Regions from separate parts of the Homo sapiens genome. Here region 1 is linked to region 2. The links are chromatin contacts, found by Hi-C in ENCODE. All regions are on one chromosome and are shown on one strand. Each heading gives the region's core, a stretch centred on a gene start or an enhancer-like site at or near the end of the contact. The rest is flanking DNA. Distances are from core to core; before and after follow the strand shown.

Evidence for each region. A loop is a pair of places that touch in the nucleus more often than their neighbours do. Pooled maps may share reads with other maps.
Region 1: a loop to region 2 is called in a map of Calu3, with 4 times the contacts of the local background. The contact joins two enhancer-like sites. A Hi-C loop is called at or near these places in 2 of 168 maps with a recorded cell type or tissue (Calu3 and PC-3), 4 of 37 single-sample maps with no recorded cell type and 5 of 50 pooled maps.

What each region holds. Positions count from the first base shown.
Region 1 is chr6:132,766,001-132,770,944 of GRCh38, reverse strand. It overlaps SLC18B1 (solute carrier family 18 member B1), which reads left to right. Exons shown (of 14, transcript NM_052831.3): 13 at 6-55; 14 at 609-1,575. The coding sequence ends at 675. Among named protein-coding and RNA genes, the nearest start is that of VNN2, 11 kb to the right of the region's middle. RefSeq lists an enhancer at 2,580-2,739. Within about 2 kb of position 2,829, at least 2 of the 41 ENCODE cell types and tissues checked have a DNase peak (open chromatin) inside an H3K27ac peak, as active enhancers do.
Region 2 is chr6:132,611,240-132,615,916 of GRCh38, reverse strand. It overlaps a transcript of TAAR5 not described here. Among named protein-coding and RNA genes, the nearest start is that of TAAR2, 11 kb to the left of the region's middle. Within about 2 kb of position 3,281, at least 2 of the 41 ENCODE cell types and tissues checked have a DNase peak (open chromatin) inside an H3K27ac peak, as active enhancers do.

The DNA of each region.
Region 1 (4,944 bases), core at 1,580-4,079, 160 kb before region 2:
TTAAGGGATTAGCCATGGGCTTGTTTTATCTACTGGAGTATTCAAGGAGAAAAAGGTATGGTCAATTTTGGGGCTTTTTTTCTCTCTTTAAAAGTTAGCCAGTGCAAGTGGAAAATAAATAACATTTTACATTTATTCTTCCAGTCAGTGGATTTCTAAGCACTCTGAGGCTCATCAGTTGGTAGATACTTTTTTAATTTTTATTTTTTGAGATGGTGTCTTGCTCTGTCACCCAGACTGGCATGCAGTGGCACAATCTCAGCTCACTGCAACTTCTGCCCCCCGGGTTCAAGCGGTTTTCCTGCCTCAGCCTCCCACGTAGCTGAGATTACAGGCATGGGTCACCATGCCCAGTTAATTTTTGTATTTTTAGTAGAGACAGGGTTTCACCATGTTGGCCAGGCTGGTCTCGAACTCCTGACCTCAAGTGATCCGCCTGCCTCTGCCTCCCAAAATGCTGGGATTACAGGCGTGAGCCACCATGCCCGGGCAGTAGAAACTTTTTTAAAAAGATAGTTGGATGGAGATACAGGTACTGGTTTTTTGTTTGTTTGTTTGTTTTTAAGATGAGAAATATTGAGATTCATCTCTTCTTTCCCTCAATGTAGGTCTAAATCTCAAAACATCCTCAGCACAGAGGAGGAACGAACTACTCTCTTGCCTAATGAAACCTAGTCCGATGGATCCTGGATTGATACAAGGTTGAGAAATGAATGCTCCTGGCCTTAAACATCACCGTAGGAAGGGTTTTTAAAATTTTACGCGCAAAACTCCGTGGACCCCGTGCCAGTGTCTTGGAAGTGTCAACGTGTTTTTGGATGATCCTGTATTGGGCTGTACTTACTGTGATACTGAAAAGCTGTCCTGCTGAAGCAGCTATATTTGAAATATTAAGTATGAAAGGAGTAATTAAAAACAAGCAAAACAAAACAAGACTTAGTTTTTAAATGACCAAACTTGTCCTTAAAGATGTTGTTATTAACTCGAGTTAGTTCTTATTTCCTCTGTTTATTTTTTATTCTAAGTACACTGATTCTGTGAATGTACCTTTTTTATTAACAGGGAAAGAAATGAATTAATTTGATATGCTCTAAATACATAAAGGTGCTTCAAAATATGTAGAAACATTACTATGAAATCAGTTTTTAAAAGATATACTTTCTCTTTGTCCTGAGGTTTTTCGGTCTTGTTCAAAAGGAAGAATTCTTGCCTGCCATACAGAAACTCTCTAGCACTCCCTGACCTTAAGCTTTTCTAAAAATTCTGTTTGTGTGAAAAGTACAAGAATAACAATACTTACAACTTCCATTTTTGTAACCTACGTTCACTTATGATCTGGATTTATAAACATTACTTGGTATAACGTTTTTCATTTCCTTTAATGTCTCTGTTTTTTGGCTCTACCATCTGTTTTGTTTTTGTTTTTATCTATATCTTGGTAGATGTATTTCATCCCTAGAGCAGGTCAGCCTCCTTCCCCTAATGCGAATGCTTGTTTTGTTAGGGAAGGGCTTCCTCCAACTTCGTGTGAAATTGTGATGTTGAAGTGAATAAATGTCTATTGTGTAACTCTCATGCTTCTTGGTCTATTTTCATGGTGTAGTAGCCACATTTACAGTAATTTTTTTAAAGAAGAAATGGTTTTATCTATTCATTCAAAAATATCTTTTGAATGTCTTCTCTGAGCTGACACTATGCCAGATGCTAGGGATTTGGCTGTGATCAAGATAAACACAATCTCTGCTTTTATGTAACTTATACTGGTGGAAGAGACGAACAATAAATAAATATCAGACTCTCCAATTATCTTACAGAAATGCTAAGAAGGAAAAAAAAACATGGTGATGTGATAGAGTAGTTGGCTGGGTTTGTTTAGATATGGGTGCCTAATTTGAAAAAGTCCATGGAAGTGCGACCTTTGAGTTGAGATCTAAAGGAAGAGGATGTAACCACCATTCATTCTGACAGGGGACAGTCCGTAGTATGTGCACAAGGGCTTGACATGGTCAAAGATGAGGTTTGGTCTGCTGGCTGGAGTCTAGTAAACTGGAGGCGATGCCAGAATCTGATTCACATTTCAGAAAGTCCATTCTGTCTGCATGTGGACAGTGAGTGGGGATAGGGACGGTAAAGGGAATGGAGGGGGAGCTTTGGAAGATTTGAGAGAGACAATAATGGTTTGGACCAGGGAGCTTGTGATGGAGAGAAAAGGCTCTATCTGGGAGTGGAACCAACAGAACTTGCTGATGTGGAGGGAGGAGAGGGGAATCTAGGAGGACTCCTAGGTTTTGGCTTGAGGGTGTGGGTGGATGGTGGTGACTCTTAGTGAATTGGGGAATAGGAGCAAAACGGATCCTGAAGTGGCAAAAGTTCAAGCCACCATGGGATGTCATTGCACACCACCAAAACCAAAAATATGGAAAAGGAGGACAATACCCAGGGTAGGAGAGGATGGCTTTGGAAGACTGCCTGGCATTGAGTGTCAAGACTGGATGTACATCTGTCTTGTGATCTCTTCATTTCCCTATCCCCTCAAACCTTTCACTCTTGAACCTCCAGAGGGCGATCCAATGTCTGAGGAGGACAAATGGCCTGCAATTCCCTTCCCGGAGCAGTGCCAGGACAGAGTGTGACCCTGGCCCCCTGCACCCATGTGGCATGCAGATCTGGGCCTTGATTGCCTTAAGTCATCCTGGCCCCCTCCAGGACTTTTTTGACCTTCATGTCCACCCACGCAAGGACAGCCGCCCTTCCTCAGCCCGGTGGTCTTGGATGCGGCTGAGTGCCTGCAGTCCCTGCCACTGTCACTTGGGGCCACTATTAAAGCATGAGTCTGCAGCTTGCACCTTCCTACCCACTATCTGGGCCAGCCTATTCTGTTACCAGCACAGTTGATTGTTGAGAATTCAAAGTCAACGCAAGGATTCGAGGCTCTCTGGGGAGAGAACTTCCTTCATCCCCATTCCCAACACACGGCTCTCAATACTTCCCTTGGATAGCAGTGTATTTAAAGATGCTATGTACAAAACCAAATTTACTCCTTTCTCATTTTGAAATTTTGCAAGTATTAAGATAAGTGGGCCGGGAGCAGTGGCTCACGCCTGTAACCCCAGTACTTTGGGAGGCTGAGGTGGATGGATCACGAGGCCAAGAGATCAAGACCATCTTGGTGAAACTCCATCTCTACTAAAAATACAAAAGTTAGCTGGGCATGGTGGTGTGCGCCTATAGTCCCAGCTACTTGGGAGGCTTAGGCAGGAGAATTGCTTGAACCCGGGAGAAGGAGGTTGCAGTGAGCCGAAATTGCGCCACTGCACTCCACCCTGGTGACAGAGCAAGACTCCGTCTCAAAAAAAAAAAAAAAAAAAAAAGTCACAGAAAAGTTTAAAAAATATGAGAAAAGACAGAGGAAAGAACACTTTGAACAAGAAAACCAAAAGGTAGGTCAAAACTATCAAAGGAAATCTCTGTGTATGTGTTTGTATTTTTATATATTTATAGTCTTCTAAATGTAACAAGGCTGAGCAGCTTAAAAGAACCTTTTTAATAATGAGAATATTCTATATAACTGAATGTGGAATATGTTAGTAATAAAAGGAATCTTTTATGTTAAGATCATATTGCAACCTATACATTATAATATGATACATAAATCAATCCAAAGGAAAACTAAAAAGGTTAAATACAAATCACAGATCATTTTTAAAAATTAAACTTTAAAAATTTTGAGATAATTGTTAATTCACATGCAGTTGTAAGAAATAATAGAAAAAGATCATGAGTATTCTTTCCCTGGTTTTCACCAATGATAACATCTTGCAGAACTATAGTACAATAGCACAACCAGGATACAGAACATTCCCATCGCCACATTCTTCACGTTGTCTTTTTGTAGCTACACCCACTTCCCTCCCATCTTCACTTCTGGCAGCCACTAATCTCTTCTCCATTTCTATCATCTGGTCATTTCAAGAAACGTATAAATGAAATCGTATTGTATGAAACTTTTTGGATTGGCTTTTTTCAGTCAGCATAATGCCCTTGAGTTCTATTGGCATTGTTGCATGTATCAATAGTTCAGTTCTTTAAATTGCTGAGTAGTATTCCATTGGGTGGCTTTAAGACACAATGGAATACTACTTTATTTGTTACAAATAAAGCAGCTATGAACTTTCAGAAACAGGTTTTTTGTTTGTTTGTTTGTTTGTTTTTGCCAGGGGCGAGGGTAGAGGGTGGGATATGAAGCATAAGACTTCACTTCTCTGGAATAAATGCCCAGCAATACAACTGCTGAGTTGCGTGATAATTGCATGATTAGTTTGTTTTCAACTAACTCATTTATTTTAGATAAGAAACTTGATTTTGACAATAAATATTAAATATCACGCATTAATGAAATATCTGGTCAGCCATGGTGGCTCATGCCTATAATCCCAGCACTTTGGGAGGCCGAGGTGGGCGGATCACCTGAAGTCAGGAGTTCAGGACCAGCCTGGCAAACATGGTGAAACTCCATCTCTACAAAAAAATACAAAAATTAGCCGGGCATGGTAATGCCAGCTACTCAGGAGGCTGAGGCAGGAGAATCGCTTGAACCTGGGAGACGGAGGTTCCAGTGAGTTGAGATCACGCCACTACACTCCAGCCTGGGTGACAGAGCAAGACTCTGTCTCAAAATAAATAAATAAATAAATAAATAAATAAATAAGAAATATCCTATTTACTTATTTGTTTAATGATCAAGATTTAAATACGTCACAGATACCCTCTCTAACCTAGCTGGAAAAGATGTGGATAATAAATTCTTATATAGCCAATCAACTTTCATTAAGTGCAATTAATAATTGAGAAGTATCTCTACACATTCATATCAGAAGGAAATTACCCACAGGGTAGTCCCATGATACTCACCATTTCTTTGGTGTCACTGTCACATGACCCCGT
Region 2 (4,677 bases), core at 2,032-4,531:
CTCGTGTGTGTGTGTGTGTGTGTGTGTGTGTGTGTGTGTTTATACATGGTAGTGAACTGTGTTTCACTGAAATATTCCTTGTTTAATTTCTTCATTTCCATTATAGCAATGAAAATTGTGAGTTTTCAAGAAGAGAGTAGTTATATCCAGGTGTGGTTATGAAAGTAAATCTGTCAGTACCTTTTCAATGTCCTTTTATGTTTCAAAACATAATCACCCTGCTGTGTTCTAGTGAGGATGACAGAGTGATCCAGTGTCCTGTATACTGGCTTCCTTCTACCATTCACTCTGTCTTCATTTCCCAGGATTAGTAAAATCATGTTCCTCAACACCGAGAATTTTGTAGTAAGTTACAGATGTGAAAACTGAGCCTGGGGGATTTAGTGGTTTACCCTGGATTCTGTGTTCTTTGTTTACTGAACTTTTTAATTTTTTTCATATTTGTGACATTTTAACTGGCTTTTTTTTTAAATAAAGATTTTCAAAATTCAAATTTGTACAAATCACTGAAGTAAAAATAAAAATTCTCTCACATCCCAATACTTTCTTGTTACATTCAGGAATCAAAGTGTAAACAGAAACATTTTATGATTCAGACAATTATTCCTCCCTTGGATATTAGCCAGCATTTAATTGAGCCCACAAACCTGTGTATTTTCAATATACGGAAACTTCTGTACTTAATCTTTCCAGAATGACCATGAAATCAGATATAAAATTGCCTTTCATTTGGAAAAAAATAAAACAAACTGGGTCATTAAAAACACACAGAGATGCCTGTAATCCCAGCACTTTGGGAGGCCCAGGTAGGCGGATCATGAGGTCAAGAGATGGAGACCGTCCTGGCCAACACAGTGAAACCCTGTCTCTACTAAAAATACAAAAATTAACTGGGCGTGGTGGTGTGTGCCTGTAGTCCCAGCTACTTGGGAGGCTGAGGCAGGAGAATCACTTGAACCCAGGACGCGGAGGTTGCAGTGAGCTGAGATCGCACTACTGTATTCCAGCCTGGCGACAGAGTGAGACTCTGTCTCAAAGAAAACCAAAACCAAAACCAAAACCAAACCAAAACAAACAAACGAACAAAAAACCCAGGGTATTTCAATATCCCTTGAGAAAGTTAAAAGAGCAGTCCCACTGGGGCTCCACAGTTAGTGCCTATCTGGAAGCTCCTGGATCTGAGTTCTCTACTCCAATTCTCCTGAGAGCAGAAGCAAACTTATATATGAATCATATACCTTAATCCTCTACACTAAACTTTCTGGAATTTCCTGATGTCGCACCTGCAAAGCCACAAGAGGACGGTCATTGATTCACAACTAACTTTTCAGGAAAGGGAAGGTACTGGGTCAATAAAAAGAATTGGAAATGTTCTAATCTTTTTAAATTATTGCTGATTTATTCTCTTCTTCAAAATAATTGAATAGTGATAGTTGTATTTTATAAAGAATCAGAAATTGTTGAAATGGGTTGCAATTGAGAAGATAGTTTTTAACTAAAAAACAATCATTATAATTTTCTGGTAAAAGGTCTTAAATTTTCCATCAAAATTCATTTGACAAGGTTGGTAAATTTTTATATAGTGGCATATAAAATACTTTTGCAAAGTACAAGAACTATGCGAGACATGATTCAGTAAATGTAGTTAGGTATTTCAACAATGCTAAAATGCACTTTCCTCTTTGGCATTATGTATCAATAATTTTAGATTTCAGTCTTAAATTCCAAGAGCCCTAGGGCTGTTAGAATTTAAAGGAGAATTATTTATGACATTATCCAAATTTGTGTTCAAATGAGAAACCTTTAAAAATCTGCTTCTTTGTACATGTAATTTGAGTTAATATATTGAAGAAGTGGAACACTAATAGCTCATATCTTCCTTTGCTGATCTTTCTTATCTGTTTTTCCAACAAAGAAAACTGAAAGGAAATTATAATTTACATTTATTTATATGCTTGTACATACATACATAGGTGGCAATGGCAATTGTTAAGTTCTTTGCCCAAATAGGTGGATCCTAGAAGAGGAGAACATATTTTATGGCAGTAGTGTCACTTTTATTTGGTGCCATGTAGAGCACATGTACAAATGCTTGCCTCTATGCTCAGAACCAGATTGTAGTCTACTACAAGTTATATGGTATTCATCCTGGAAGGCTGTGAAAATTAGATTCCTAACTTGGTGTTGCTATTAAGTCATCTCTGCCTCCTACTAAAATGAATGTGTCCAGACAATCAAAGATTCTCTTCAACAAGTATTAACTCCATGATATATTGCATTGCAAATCTGACTTTTTCCAAATGTATGTGGCTGGAGATATGCCAACCTTAGTCAGTGCTTAAAACTAAAACTTGAGGAGGAAAAGGAAAAGGTCCCAGTGGGAAATTATTTGTAATTATTAATATTTGAACATTTGTAACTTTAAAAAATGAGAATTCCATAGAGGCTATGTGATTCAACATAATAGATAACATAAAAATTTTGTTGGCCTCCATAAAAAAATTAAAGGAGCTAGCATAATTTTTATGAGGAAAAGCAGGGAGGAAGGCAGGAACAATGTTAATGGCCGCAAAGATCTGCATGTCAACTTTGAACGTATAAACAGGTTATGAAACAGTAAAAGTTTATTTGCAAATCAGTTATCTGGAAATTAGAATACAGTTTTCCAAAAGAACATTGTTAGTTTGTTAGAGCTGGTTATTGTGAGCCTCATTGTGTTCTTACTAGACAGATGCCCCACTGTGGAATGTTAAGATAACGATGAGGCTAGAAACTGCATCACATAATATATCTTTGTAAATATTTCGTTTATGGACTTCTCCAGTTCTGAAAGTATATGAATTTTCCCTTATGTGTATAGGAAGTTGCACATAGTGAAAGATTTGATCGCATGTTGAAACATCTTATAGAATCATCCCAATACTTAAAACATGGAACAGTTACTTATATGTAAGACCCATGTGAGGTTGCTTAAATGTCGTGACTGTGATCAATAAGGTCATAGGGGCAACTAGGGTGTGGCAGAGTCCCCTGTGTAATCATTAACTGCGTATGTATTCATGGACTTAAATACTGTATGAGTTTAACTGCAAGTCTGTATTCTGCAACAGAAAATTTCCTTTTATCTTTGAGAGTATGTGAGTTTTAACTGGAAGAAAATCCCCAACTCCTCTAAGTGGTAGATAAGGTGCAAACATTACATATGGGACTGAAAAGAGCCAAGACAACCCCATCTTCACACCTTAATGGGACACGGAGGGGTGTCATGCCACTAGCAGCAGCACCTCCCAACTGCATTTAGCTGAAATACTTCCACTTTTGTTTTCTTCTACTAACACTATCTCTGCCCAGACTCAGAATCTCTGGTTTTCTCATGCTATAGGATCAGTAAATTATATCTACACAAAATCTCTCAGCTCCTCCTGTCTAAATGCTACTTTGGGAGGGGTTATTTTATAAGAATACCATCAGCAATTCAATACCAGAAGAAATTTTCATGAAGTGTGCTCCTGAAACGAGTCCATTCATTTATAGGGACATTTTAAGCACATTGAATTAGTTGCTTTCATTGAAACAACACAGATATTTTTAAAGCAGTAATAATTTACAATTTATGTGTATGTTTATTCATTCAAACATATATCTCTAGCGTATACTAGAAGCCTTAACTTAGATACTGAGAATCCAGTGGTGATGGATAGACAAGTTACTTGTCTCATGGTGGTGAGTTAATATATTTTTTAACACAGATATAAATTCAACAATTATTTCTTAAGGCTATCACTAATGTGCTCAAATGGGGCCCAGGCTAGATGTTCACAACATTTCCTTGGTGAAAACCAAAGAATAAAGAGAGGCAATGAGTGGAGGACTACCTATAATGGAGAGAAACATATCCTCAATATAATTTTTAACAAGAGAAAAGCACACACATTTATTTAATATAAATTTTACATGACACAGGAGACTTCGAAAATGAATACTGCCTCAAAACTCTAAAAACTGTGTATTTTTCTGAACAGTCATGCAAAAGTATGACAAAAGGATATGATACAGTAGTAATAAACTGGGGGCTAACTTAACAAGGCCTGTTTGTTCAAATTCTTCTTGATGTTTCTGTGTGACATTCTTTTCCCCTGAGTATAGGACACAAGAGAGTCTTATGACCTATTTTAGGAGAAGACCAGATCATTCTTTTAGGGTCTGCTTCAGGGAAAAAGTGGGAGAAGGCCAGAGTAAACTTGCTTCCGCTATTTCCTCAAATGCCAAGGTGCCATATTTTGGGGTACCCTATCCTGAGCCCGATCAACTTTTCCTTTAAAAATTTTTAAAATTACTATGGATACATAATAGTTGTACATATTAATAGGGTACATGTGATGTTTTGATACAGGCATACAATGTGTAATGGTCAAACCAGAGTAACTGGAGTATCCATCATCTCAAGCATTTATTATTTTTTTGCATTAGGAATATTCCAATTCTACTCTTTTAGTCATTTTAAAATATACAATAAGTTATTATCAACTATAATCACCCTAATGTGCTACTTAATACTAGATCATATTCATTCTATCTAACTGTATTTTTGTACCTATTAACCATTCCCTCCTTATCCCCCTCTCCCCACTATCCTTTCCAGCCTCTGATAACCATCATGCTGCTCCCTATCTCCAT